Linked DNA regions of Homo sapiens: region 1 is linked to region 2. Evidence: chromatin loops called from intact Hi-C (ENCODE). Cell type or tissue: dorsolateral prefrontal cortex. All regions are shown on one strand. Each heading gives the region's core, and the rest is flanking DNA. Links, peaks and the distances in the headings are about the cores only. Region 1 overlaps LHPP (phospholysine phosphohistidine inorganic pyrophosphate phosphatase). Region 2 overlaps FAM53B (family with sequence similarity 53 member B).

Evidence for each region. A loop is a pair of places that touch in the nucleus more often than their neighbours do. Peaks named below come from ENCODE experiments on the same cell type or tissue, not always from the same donor. Only the 100,000 strongest peaks of a DNase experiment are listed, where the experiment ranks them.
Region 1: a loop joins it to region 2, with 23 times the contacts of the local background. A loop is called at or near these places in 1 of 110 quality-filtered maps.

What each region holds. Positions count from the first base shown.
Region 1 is chr10:124,557,526-124,562,894 of GRCh38, forward strand. The region is part of intron 6 of LHPP (phospholysine phosphohistidine inorganic pyrophosphate phosphatase); the gene reads left to right. Among named protein-coding and RNA genes, the nearest start is that of LHPP, 98 kb to the left of the region's middle. RefSeq lists an enhancer at 1,721-2,701. In dorsolateral prefrontal cortex, for the core only: no CTCF peak of the experiment used is centred there; DNase peaks (open chromatin) are centred at 574 and 3,006; H3K27ac peaks cover 5,000 bases.
Region 2 is chr10:124,726,045-124,731,413 of GRCh38, forward strand. The region is part of intron 1 of FAM53B (family with sequence similarity 53 member B); the gene reads right to left. Among named protein-coding and RNA genes, the nearest start is that of FAM53B, 16 kb to the right of the region's middle. RefSeq lists an enhancer at 2,460-2,599. In dorsolateral prefrontal cortex, for the core only: no CTCF peak of the experiment used is centred there; DNase peaks (open chromatin) are centred at 2,137 and 2,307; H3K4me3 peaks cover 1,030 bases; H3K27ac peaks cover 5,000 bases.

The sequences.
Region 1 (5,369 bases), core at 153-5,152, 170 kb before region 2:
TCCCCATATCCTCAGGAATTCAAGGACAAGGATACATAACAAAATGATTTTTGTCTCAGAGTAAATCACAGTCCACTTGGAAAATCTCCATCCTAGAGGAGGGTGAGGGTGCAGGTCTTGGGGTGAGGCTGGGGATGAAGCCTCCCATGACTTTGTGGTTACCCTGCTGGTGGGCTCACTCCCTGCAGGGCCATTGGTGGAGTCACATGATGCCAGGCAAGGCTGGCCAAGCAGGGTACAGAGCACACTGGGGGAGGGATGGCTGCACAGGCGTGGACCGTGGGGGATCCAGGGTAGGGATCCCACCTGGGGGTCTTGGGCTGAGTGGTGGAGCGTGTTGCCTGAACACATGAGCCCGTGGACATCTAGTGAGCTTAGGGCATGGCAGGGGTGGGGTGCGTTGCCTGCAGCCTGGGGCGGCCTCGGCTCCTTCATGTCAGCGCGTCCTGACACCGTGACACTGCGCATGGTCACATGGAGCCTGTCCTCTTGTATCTGCTTCATCTCTGGCTTTCCTGTCCATCTGCCTGGTGCTTTGGAGGGTGTACCAGGCTGTGAGGGAGAAGCAGCCACGTGGCTCCGTTTTCTTGTGCTGCAGCTGGGCCAGCAGATCTAGGGGAAAGGCCACTTCCTAGTGGCCTTTCTGGTGGGAGGGAGTCATAGTGATGAGTCTGGAAGCTGAGCCCTGGCTTGGGAGCAGCTGGAAAGGCTGCCTGTGGCCTCCCTGAGTGGACGTCCTCTAGCAGTTGTTCAGCCTCCCTGTCCCCAGCCAGCCACCACCTAGTTGGCACTCCCAGTGGGCCCCACGAGCCGCGTGTTGCTATGCACAGCCCTTACGAGAATCCCACTTTCCAGATGAGGGCGACAGGAGGAGGAAGCATCACTCACTTGCCCAAGGTCCCACCGGCAAGGGGCTCTGAGTCTGGACGTGGCCCTCTGAGCTGCTCTGTCCCCGCTTGGCGTTGGAGCGTCTCAGCCTCTCCCAAGAGTGTGTGCCCTTGTGTCGCTGGTTCAGAAGCCAGAAGGCTTCCAGGGGCAGACCTAGGCAGAAGCCCTGAGTGGGCATCCTGGTCAGCCCTGTGGGGGTTGGGGGCCAGTGGGCAGGGGCACTCACCATGCTACCCAACCCCCCATGGCACCCCCAATGTGGAACGCACGGGCTCAGGACTCACTTTTATTTTGGTAGAGCTTGGAGTCCCCATTTCCATGTTTTGTTTTTCTTTACAGTCCCAGTGTCAAGCTTAGTAGGACACAGATGTCTCAGCAAACAAAACTAGGAGCCATCCGAGCAGGCCCCTGCGGCCATATGCATTCCCATGCGTAGCGAAACCAGGCCCTCTTGCCAAGCACTCTTTGGGAGGATATTTGGAAAAAATGTCAAGGCATTCATTTTTCTCTCGACCTTTTCTGTTGGAATCGTGGGGCCTTAACACTGGAAGTAAAAGGAGTTATAAGACACAGCTGGCTTCCTGCACCCGGGACAGCCCCAGTGGCCAGGCCTGGCCCTATTCTCCCATCTGGCCCTCGGTGGTTTCTGCAGAGGTTACCATGCACAAGGGCCAGGCCGCGGCCCCCACCTATGTGCAAAGAAGTTGGCAATGATGTCCAGGTAGCAGGTGCAGCGGGCAAGGTTTCTACCCCCAGGCTAGTTAAGGACACAGGAGACTCGAGGAGGGAGAGGACCAGCAGAGGACACTCTATGGGGGTGGCTTCTGGCAAAACAGTGCTATCTGAAGATGAGTTTGAAGTTAGGAATGTTTGCTGAGTTGGCCTGGATATTGGAAGTGCCCTTTCTTTTGAGCCCTTTGGCTCTCTTGGCGTTGACCATCTGCTGGTGGAACATGGGTGGGCTCCCAGAGCACCTGCCCCTGTGGTGTATACCAGCTGGATCTCAGCTACACCTACGGACCTGCACTGGTATAGATTTGGGTCCCAGGTTCCCCACCAGGGGCCTGGCTGGCTTCCCCAGGTCCACACCCTTCCAGCGAAGTCACATCACAAGTTGTGTGGAAATGGAGGTCACCACCCTGGCCACAGAGGTGAGGCTGGTGAGGCCCAGAGTGTACCTGTTGGGGATGCTGCAACACTTGGAAATCCGGCTGCCCGAGGCTGGAAGCCGTCTTGCTGCGTATGTCACGTAGGATAATGAGTGGACTCTTTTCTCAGTCCTGGAGGACTTCCTCGGCCAGTCTGGAGTAAGCCATGGCTGGGGAGATCAGTTCTTGGAAGTGCTGGGTTTTCCTGCATCTTTGGTCCTTTGGTGGCACAGGCCTTCCCTTGCAGGCCTTTGGCACCTGTCTGGGGTGTGTGCCATTGGCTCAGTAGCCCATGGGCAGTAAGTTCCGTGGAATCAGGCACATTTTCAGCCAGCGCTGCCAAGTGCTCCCTGCAATGGTGTTGCCACCTGAGGTGCCACCCAAAGCAGAAAACCCTGGGGCTGGGCAAGACAGCAGCTTTCAGGAGCTGGGAGGAGGCATCATTTCCACTTTCCAGGCCCTGCGATCTGGTTTGTAGCCTGTACCAGGGCACTGGAGTCCTGCCTTGGCACAGCTCATGGTCTAGAGGAATAACCTCAGGTCCAGGTGAGACACTCAGCCTGTGATGGCTTCATATGGTCACTACGTTGTTGTATATGGAGAGAGGACTCTTTCTTGGTTTTAAATTTTGTTTTTAATTTTATAAATGTAATATATTCACATGGAAAATTTGGAAATTATAAACAATCAAAAAGAAGCAGCTAAAAAAAGTCCTTTCATAATCCACCGGCAACATCAGTTAACATGTGGCATATTTCCTTCCCGTCTCCTCCACTCCCATTTTTTTTGGACTTCTTAAACATAATTGAGATTGTGTTTTATGTACAATTTTATAGCATGTACTTGTTAGCTTTGAAACAGACCCATCTGCGTTTGCAATTTGGCCTGCAGGGAAAAGACCAGATTGCTGAGTCTTAGCTAAAGCTGTGGGAGAAGGAAATCTAAAAATACCCTCCTCGTTGGCCTGCTCAGGGAGCGCCGTGGCCTCTTGTTCTCCTCCCTGTCAGTACAGCAGAATTAGCCATGACTCAGAGTGGGTCTCCGTGGTGATTCTGCCTCTAGAGAACATGCCGTGCTCCCGACGTCAGGCTCACAGGTGAGCGGGGGCACTAGCCGGGGACGAGGGGCTGGAGCCTGGCCGGCCCAACTACAGAGGGGCCTGGGGTTTGGCTCCTGCCGGAGGAGCCCCTCTAGGGCTCTCCGGGGTCTTCTGCAGAGCGAACACTTTGAGGGGAGCATCTGTCAGAGACACATGATGCTTCTTCACCCAAAGCCCCACCCTGGCTGCAAGAGGAGAAAATCAAAACCGTGAAGAGCATTTTAGAGACTTCCACTTCCAGCAAGATGGAGCAGAAGTGCCTTTCCCTATTCCTCCTGCCAAGTGCAATGAAAAACCCTGGACGTCAGTTATGAAACAAACAGAAGAGGCTGAAAGGAAGAGAGGAGAAGGCAGACTGACCAGGGACCTCAGGACCTGGGGATCAGTGGAGGGGTGAATTCCCTGGGTTTCCTTTGTGCCTTGCACATCTCAGACGTGGAGCTGAAGAAGCCAGCAAGAGCCTCTGCAGAAGCCTGCTCTCCCTGGCTGAAGGACCAAGCCAGGGGCACCTGGCGAGACAGAAAACATTTAGGCAATAACTGTGGTACTCCAGCCAAACACCACAGAAAACCCTGTGGCCCCCTCAGCTACTCGTGCCAGCAAGGGCTCAGCAGGGATCCTGGACCAAAACACTGACCAGGCTGAAATGAGCCCCTACCACTGGGGGTGTCAGAGAAGGCCAAGGAGGGAGCCAGGAGCAGGGTGGGAATGAGGTCCCCCAGCTGGAGCATCAGTGGAGACCACATGGTAAGCCTGTGCTTCCCCTAGTCAGTGGTGACAAGACATCCCTTCCCCTCCCACTGGACGGGCAGCATCATACTGAAGAGTCAGGACTTCATCGCCACTCAGAGGTTACAAGGCTATCCGCCCCCCCCACAACAGTGACAATGGAGCCCGCATGGGACACAGTAATGAGGGATTCCTGCACCTCCCAACCAGGGGAAAACTTCCTCCTTGAAGAGCAGTAATGAGAGCACCTCCCCCACCTCAGTGTCAGCAGAGGCCAAGTGGGGAACCTGGACGTCCACCCCACCCAAGCAGAATAAGGCAGCACTACCCTCTTCCCCTGCCTGAGTTGTGTCCAGAGAAGGCCACTGAAAGGGAAGGTTTAAATAAGACTCAGAGTCTCACACCACACACCCAAAATGTCCAGCTTGTGGTACAAAACCACCTGTCATGCTAAGAACCAAGGAAACCCCAACATGAATAAGAAGAGAAGACCAACAGACACCAGCACTGAGATGACACAGATGTCAGGGCAAAGACTAAAACAGCTACTGGAAAAATGCTTCAACCAGCAATTGCAAATATGCTCAAAACAAATGACAAAGTAGAAAGTCTCAGCAAAGAAATAGAAGATACAGGGCCAGGTACGGTGGCTCATGCCTGTGATCCCAGCACTTTGGGAGGCTGAGGTCGGTGGATCACTTGAGCCCAGGAGTTTGAGACCAGACCTGGGCAACACAGGGAGACCTTGTCTCTACAAAAATTAAAAAATTAGCTGAGCATGGTGGCACACACCTGTAGTCTCAGCTACTTAGGAGGCTGAGGTGGGAGGATCACCTGAGCCTGAAAGGTCAAGGTTGTAGTGAGCTGAGATCACGCCACTGCACTCCAGTCTGGGCAACAGGGTGAGACCCTGTCTCAAACAAACAAACAAACAAACAAATAAATAGAAGATACAATGAAGAGCCAAATGAAAATTTTAGAACTGAAAAATACAGTAGCCAAAATAGAAAACTCCATGGATGGGTTTGACAGCAGAATCAAGGGGACAGAGGAAAGAGTCTGTGAACTTGAAGGCAGGAAAATAGAGATGACCCAATCAGAACAGAGAAAAAATAGACTGAAAAGAATGAACAGACATTTCACCAAAGATGATATCCAAATAGCAAATAAGCACATAAAAAGATGTCATGAGTCACTAGGGTAACGCAATTTAAAGCCACAATGAGACATCACTACACACCTATCAGAATGGCTAAAATAGGCCAGGCGTGGTGGCTCACAGCTGTAATCCCAGCATTTTGGAAGGCTAAGGTGGGTGGATCACTTGAGGCCAGGAGCTCGAGAACAGCCTGGCCAACATGGCAAAACCCTGTCTCTATTAAAAATATAAAAATTACCTAGGCATGATGGTGCTCGCCTGTAATTCCAGCTACTTGGGAGGTTGAGGTGGGAAGATCACTTGAACTGGGGAGGCAGAGGTTGTAGTGAGCCGAGATCATGCCACT
Region 2 (5,369 bases), core at 304-5,303:
GTTTCAGTCCCCGACCCCAGACAAACTGCATGAGGGTGGGACCCAGCAGCTGTGTCTAGTAAGCCCTCCAGGTTGAGTCCGGTGGTTCCTAAAGTTTGAAAAACACATTTTTAGTGGATTTGGTACCTAGAACCCTAGTAACTGGGAGGACAATTTTGCACATGAGAAAATCAGGATCCATAAAAGTTGAGTTTCTTGCAAAAGCCATGAGGTCAGAATTGGATGGGTGGCCTACTACCCACCCCCAGCATGTCCTCTGGCCAGGCCCTGGAAATCTAAATCTAGGTCAAGATGATCCTTGGCCTTCAGGAGCTCCAACAGTCCCTAGAATGCACTGAAGGAGAACAGTGGCATCGTCAGAGCCTTGGCCTAGCAGAATCAGAGGCTGAACCAACCACCCAGGTGCACAATGCCCTGACCAGTAGGTGAGAAAGAGGCAGATGAGGATGCCATGTTTCTGCTGCAAAGGAAAGGCATGGGAAGGGCTTTCAGGCAATGGATTGACAAGCTACATTTCTCAAATTCAGCAAACCATTTGGAATGACACTAAGAATCCCAAAGGTTGACTATGCGGTGAAATACGTGTGAGAATCAGAAGGAAACAAAAAGTCACAGAACAGCTGCCATACGAAGAGATAAAAACAGGGTTGAGTGAAAAAGATAAATGATAGGAGGGATTGCTATTAGATATTTGAAGAAATACGAAGAGAACACCTCAATTCTTTGAAAAATACTAATTACCATCTGGCAAATCTTTGCTTTACTTCTACTTGCTGTATTGAGTCTCTGTCAAAAGAAAGAGCTGAGATACATGTTTCATCTACCCTAAGAAATTTCCGTCTAACACCAGAAGTTATCTACTTGGTACACAGCAGCTAGGCTGCCTGTCATGAGAATTTAAAAATTACATCTTTATTTGTAAAAATTCCCTTGCAATATCTATTAAAATCCAGAAGGCACTTTTTATTTATTTAGTTACTTATTTATATTTGGAGACAGGGTCTCACTCTGTCACCCAGGCTGGAGTGCAGTGGCACGATCTTGGCTCACTGCAACGTCCGCCTCCCAGGCTCAAGCGATCCTCCCGTCTCAGCCTCCCAGTTGCTGGGACCACAGGTGCATGCCATAACACCCGGCTAATTTTTGTATTTTTAGTAGAGATGGGTTTTCTCTACGTTGACTAGGCTGGTCTCAAACTCCTGGGCTCAAGCGATCTGCCTGCCTCAGCCTCAGGAAGGCACTTGTAGATAAGAAGATTACACTAGGTGAAGCACCTGAGTGATTGTGGGGGGGGGGGGGGTGCGGGGGTACAAAATGAATCCCCAGGTCACCCAGTATCACAGGGCCATTCACAGGGTAGAAGGGCCCCTGGCCTGAGACTAGCTTCCAAGATTTAAGGGACATATTTGTACTTTCAGAGTTTTTATTAGTGCCCGGAGTACTGGCTTATCTTTGCAAGTTTACTAGCAGGTGGAACACGAGGTAGCAGGATTATGATGGCAATGACCTTGAGCACTGCAAACATCCTGGGCATTTCTACTAGTCACTGCCATTCACCATCGTTCTCCCTGTGCCAATAACCTGGAGAGCCAGAAAATCTGAATCTGCCTTCCCAATGTCTTATCCACTCCAGGGATCTCAAACTCAAATGCCTTCCAGGGCCAAGCAGGAAACACAAATGAGAGAAGCATGCTGCATAGGAACCGAGATGATGTGCAGAGAACATGCCTGGCCCACCGTGGACGGCTCTGGCTACAGCTAACTGTGGTGGGCTGTTTGGGAAAGAAGATCCAGGCTACTATTAAAATTTACCTCCTGACTTGTTAAGAGAAACTGAAAGTCAGGACTTCTTTGCACAATCTCCTTTTTATGTTCCCAAGAAATTTAAAAACTTGTAAAGCATCATATGAGACAAACAAATCATGTCTGAGGACCACATCTGGCCCCCAGACCCAGACCACCAGAGTGCAAACTCCAGTCTAAATGATGCTGACGATTCAGACCCCTGAAAACACTCAAACGACTAAGTTTCATCTTGGTTTGAAGATCTCCATGGACTCGCTTGGCTTCGCGATCCAGTCACACATTCTCATCGGCACCACTCCCTGGCTCACTCGGTGAGTTAGCTGGAGGCCTGAAAATGCCTAGACAGCTCAGACTGTGTGAAATTCCATGCACAACAAAGCAGACCCATACAACTCCCAATCACAGACAGGAGAGGCCTGCCTTCCCACCCATGGACTTGGAGAGACAGTTGATCTGGTTCGTTCACTCAGCCTGGCCCCATGGGAGGCTGTGGCACCCATTCTATGGAGGAAACCGTGGCATTATCTGAAGTACAGCAGAGCCTGGGGTCTGCCCTGCCCCCACCAGGAGAGCTCCCTTCTGGCCTCGCCCACGAGGTGGGGTAGGGAAAGAGTTTCCATGCCAAATACTTCTAACACACGCAAGTAAACCCAGCAGATGGAAGAGACAATTCTGGATCCCTGACGCCTCCAGACTGCTGGCTTTGGTTGGGTCATCATGAAGAGAACAGCTGCTTCCTCAATCACGACTACCGCACAGAACAGAGGATTCTGTTTTGATGACTTCTATGCAAGATATAGAAACAAGAGGGGAGTTTCCTGCCTTTTATTTCAAAATAGCCCAGGACAAACGAAGACTTCTTGTACCATAACAACACATTCAAAGGGAAAGCTTGATGGAGTTGGTTTTCTTAAATGTCACCCCACAGTGAGCAACCTACTTCTCTGCCCACAGGCAGTGATAAAAATGTCATCAGGGAACCCATGCAGAGGAGCAAGAGATTTCTCTTTGAAACAGCAACATGTGCACAATTGGGGACAAAACTAGGTGGTGAGGAGAAACTGGCTTTGGAGCAGAGGGACCTGGATTTTCAAGCCAGGCTCTAGCCCATCACAAGCCACACTCTCTCAGGGACATGGCTGAAGCTCAGCTCCTGCCCAGCGGGGCTAGTCACCCCCAGCTGGCTGTGCAATGAGCAGACGATGAGAGAACATATGCAGAGTGCTTGGCACACAGTAGGTGCTCAGAAAACGCCAGCACTCTAAAAACAGATAATTTCCATTATAAAGGTATTTGTGCCCGGGTTCTTTTGGGCACATGCAATTAGTCTCCCTGAGGGCTGGGACAGCAGTGAGAAACTTAGGGCAGAGCCTAATCTCGAATGATCTCACCCCTCCACTGGCTGAAGAAGGAAGACACAGGACACCATTCCAGGAGTGGCTGGCTAGAGGCAAGCACAGTGTCAAAGGTGGCAGTGGGATGGGAGGGGGACACGTAATCAAGGCTGGCCTTTCAAGGCTATTCTTTTCCCTTTTAAAGCATGTGGGGAAAAAATTTTCCACGTACGACCTCTTAAACACAACTTCCTCCTTACCAGGCACTTCCTTCATGCAACTATTCTAGAGCTAAGTTCATCAGGCTTACTTATCTGGTTTTCTTCTTTTTTCACTCTTGCCCAAGGTCCTGAAAAGTCCTCCTGGTATGTCATTCTTGCATTTTATAAAGGTTTCCATCCTGATTACAGAGGGAGTGGGCATTGTTTAAGGTGTGAAGATTTGTGCAGACTGTAACCATGTAAACCAAACATGGAAAAGCCAGCCATTCCTAACAGGAGCAATGGACTGGACTCCTGACTGTACAATGCATTTCAGAGACTCCAATGTAGACAGCGTGGACTACAACCAGCCACACAGCTCTTCTCCACACTCAGAGTCTATCAGCATGCACAAATGTGGGGGAGATGGGTCCAGCACTGATGCATTTATGCCTGGGTCTGATGAACTGGAGATCTACGCCCTCCATATTTGCCTTCACCCCTCAGAATGACTCTGCCCCTAGTTAGCTTCCAAAGAGATTCCTATTCAGAGCATTTATGGACCAAGCAAGACAAGAGCTACAGTTCAGCCCAATTCCAAGCTACTCAACACACGGCATCAGTGTTGGCAGTGGACAGCATTTTAAGGAGTAAGTCACGTGATACTAGCTAGCTGAGGTACCTGGAACTCACCTTCCTTCCTCATGCCACACAGTAGCCATCATTTTGAATGAATGAAGTAGTTCTTTATCTGATGCCCATGGAAAACATGGTCATTTCATCAGACCATGTATTTCCCATTCCAGCATGGTAGGAACAATGGTATAACCCATCAGGCCCAAATGGCCCAGAACAGAACAGGTATGAATACATAAAAATGGGATTTCTGCAGGACCCAGCATGCAAACACACATGGGGCACTGGACATGGCAGAGTTGATGAGGCCAACGGCCCCAGTGAACCAGGAGCTGAGGTTACAGGCTGCAGAGGGGCATGGTGGGGGCCTGCCAATGGTCATAGGATTTAGGGACAGCCTCTTCACTCCAGGCCCAGGTTCCCTCTGCCACAGCAGACATTTCTCCATCACTTCAGAGTCAACAAACTAATTTTCAATTCTGTGTTTTGGGAGCAGGAAGGTCCAGTGTCTTTTCTTTCAGCAGAATACCTCCTCTGCACTTTTGGTTCTCCCAGATTTGGATTCTCCCCACACTGGGACACAGTCTCGTGTGCTCCTACCTGATGGAACACTCTGCAATGACAGCAACGTTCTGGGTCTGTGCTGTCCAACGTGAGAGGTGACCACCGCATGCAGCTATTAAGCATGTGACACGTGGCTAGTGCAACCAAAGAACTGAAGTCTTCGTTTCATTTAGATTTAATTTAAATTGCCACATGAGGCTACAGCTAACATACTGAACAGCCCAGGTCCGGAGTGCAGAGTATTCATGTGGAGAAGAGGTCAGCACATTTTTTTTTCTGTAAAGGGCCAGGCAATAAATATTTTAGGCTTTGTAGACCCTGTGGTCTATAAATTCTGCTGCTGTGGTGTGAAGGTAGCCACAGACATTACCTACACAAACGGATGTGGCTGTGTCCCAATAAAACTTTATTTACAAATGTAGGCAGTGGGCCAGATTTAGTCACCAGGCTATAGTTTGCCAATCCTAAAGTTGGGAGTTCAAACGCCAGAACTACTGCCCATGAGCTAAATGACCTTGGGCACTTTACCTCACAGAACCCTATATTCTTCATCTATAAAAAGGGAATAATAACAGCACTCACTTCTCAGGGTGGTTATATGAATTAACGGCGAAGCCTAACGCACAGTGGCATTCAAAAAGTACTTGTTGGGTGAATGAAAACGGGAAAGAACTGGGTGCTTGGACTCGCACTATCCTGTTTATTCCTCCTGCTCTGTTAAGTAGGCACTATTATTCCCAGTCCACAGATGAGAAAATCACAGCTCAGAGAAGTGAAGTGGCTGAACCGAAGTCAAAAGCCATCAAGTGGCAGCACTAGAACCCAGGGA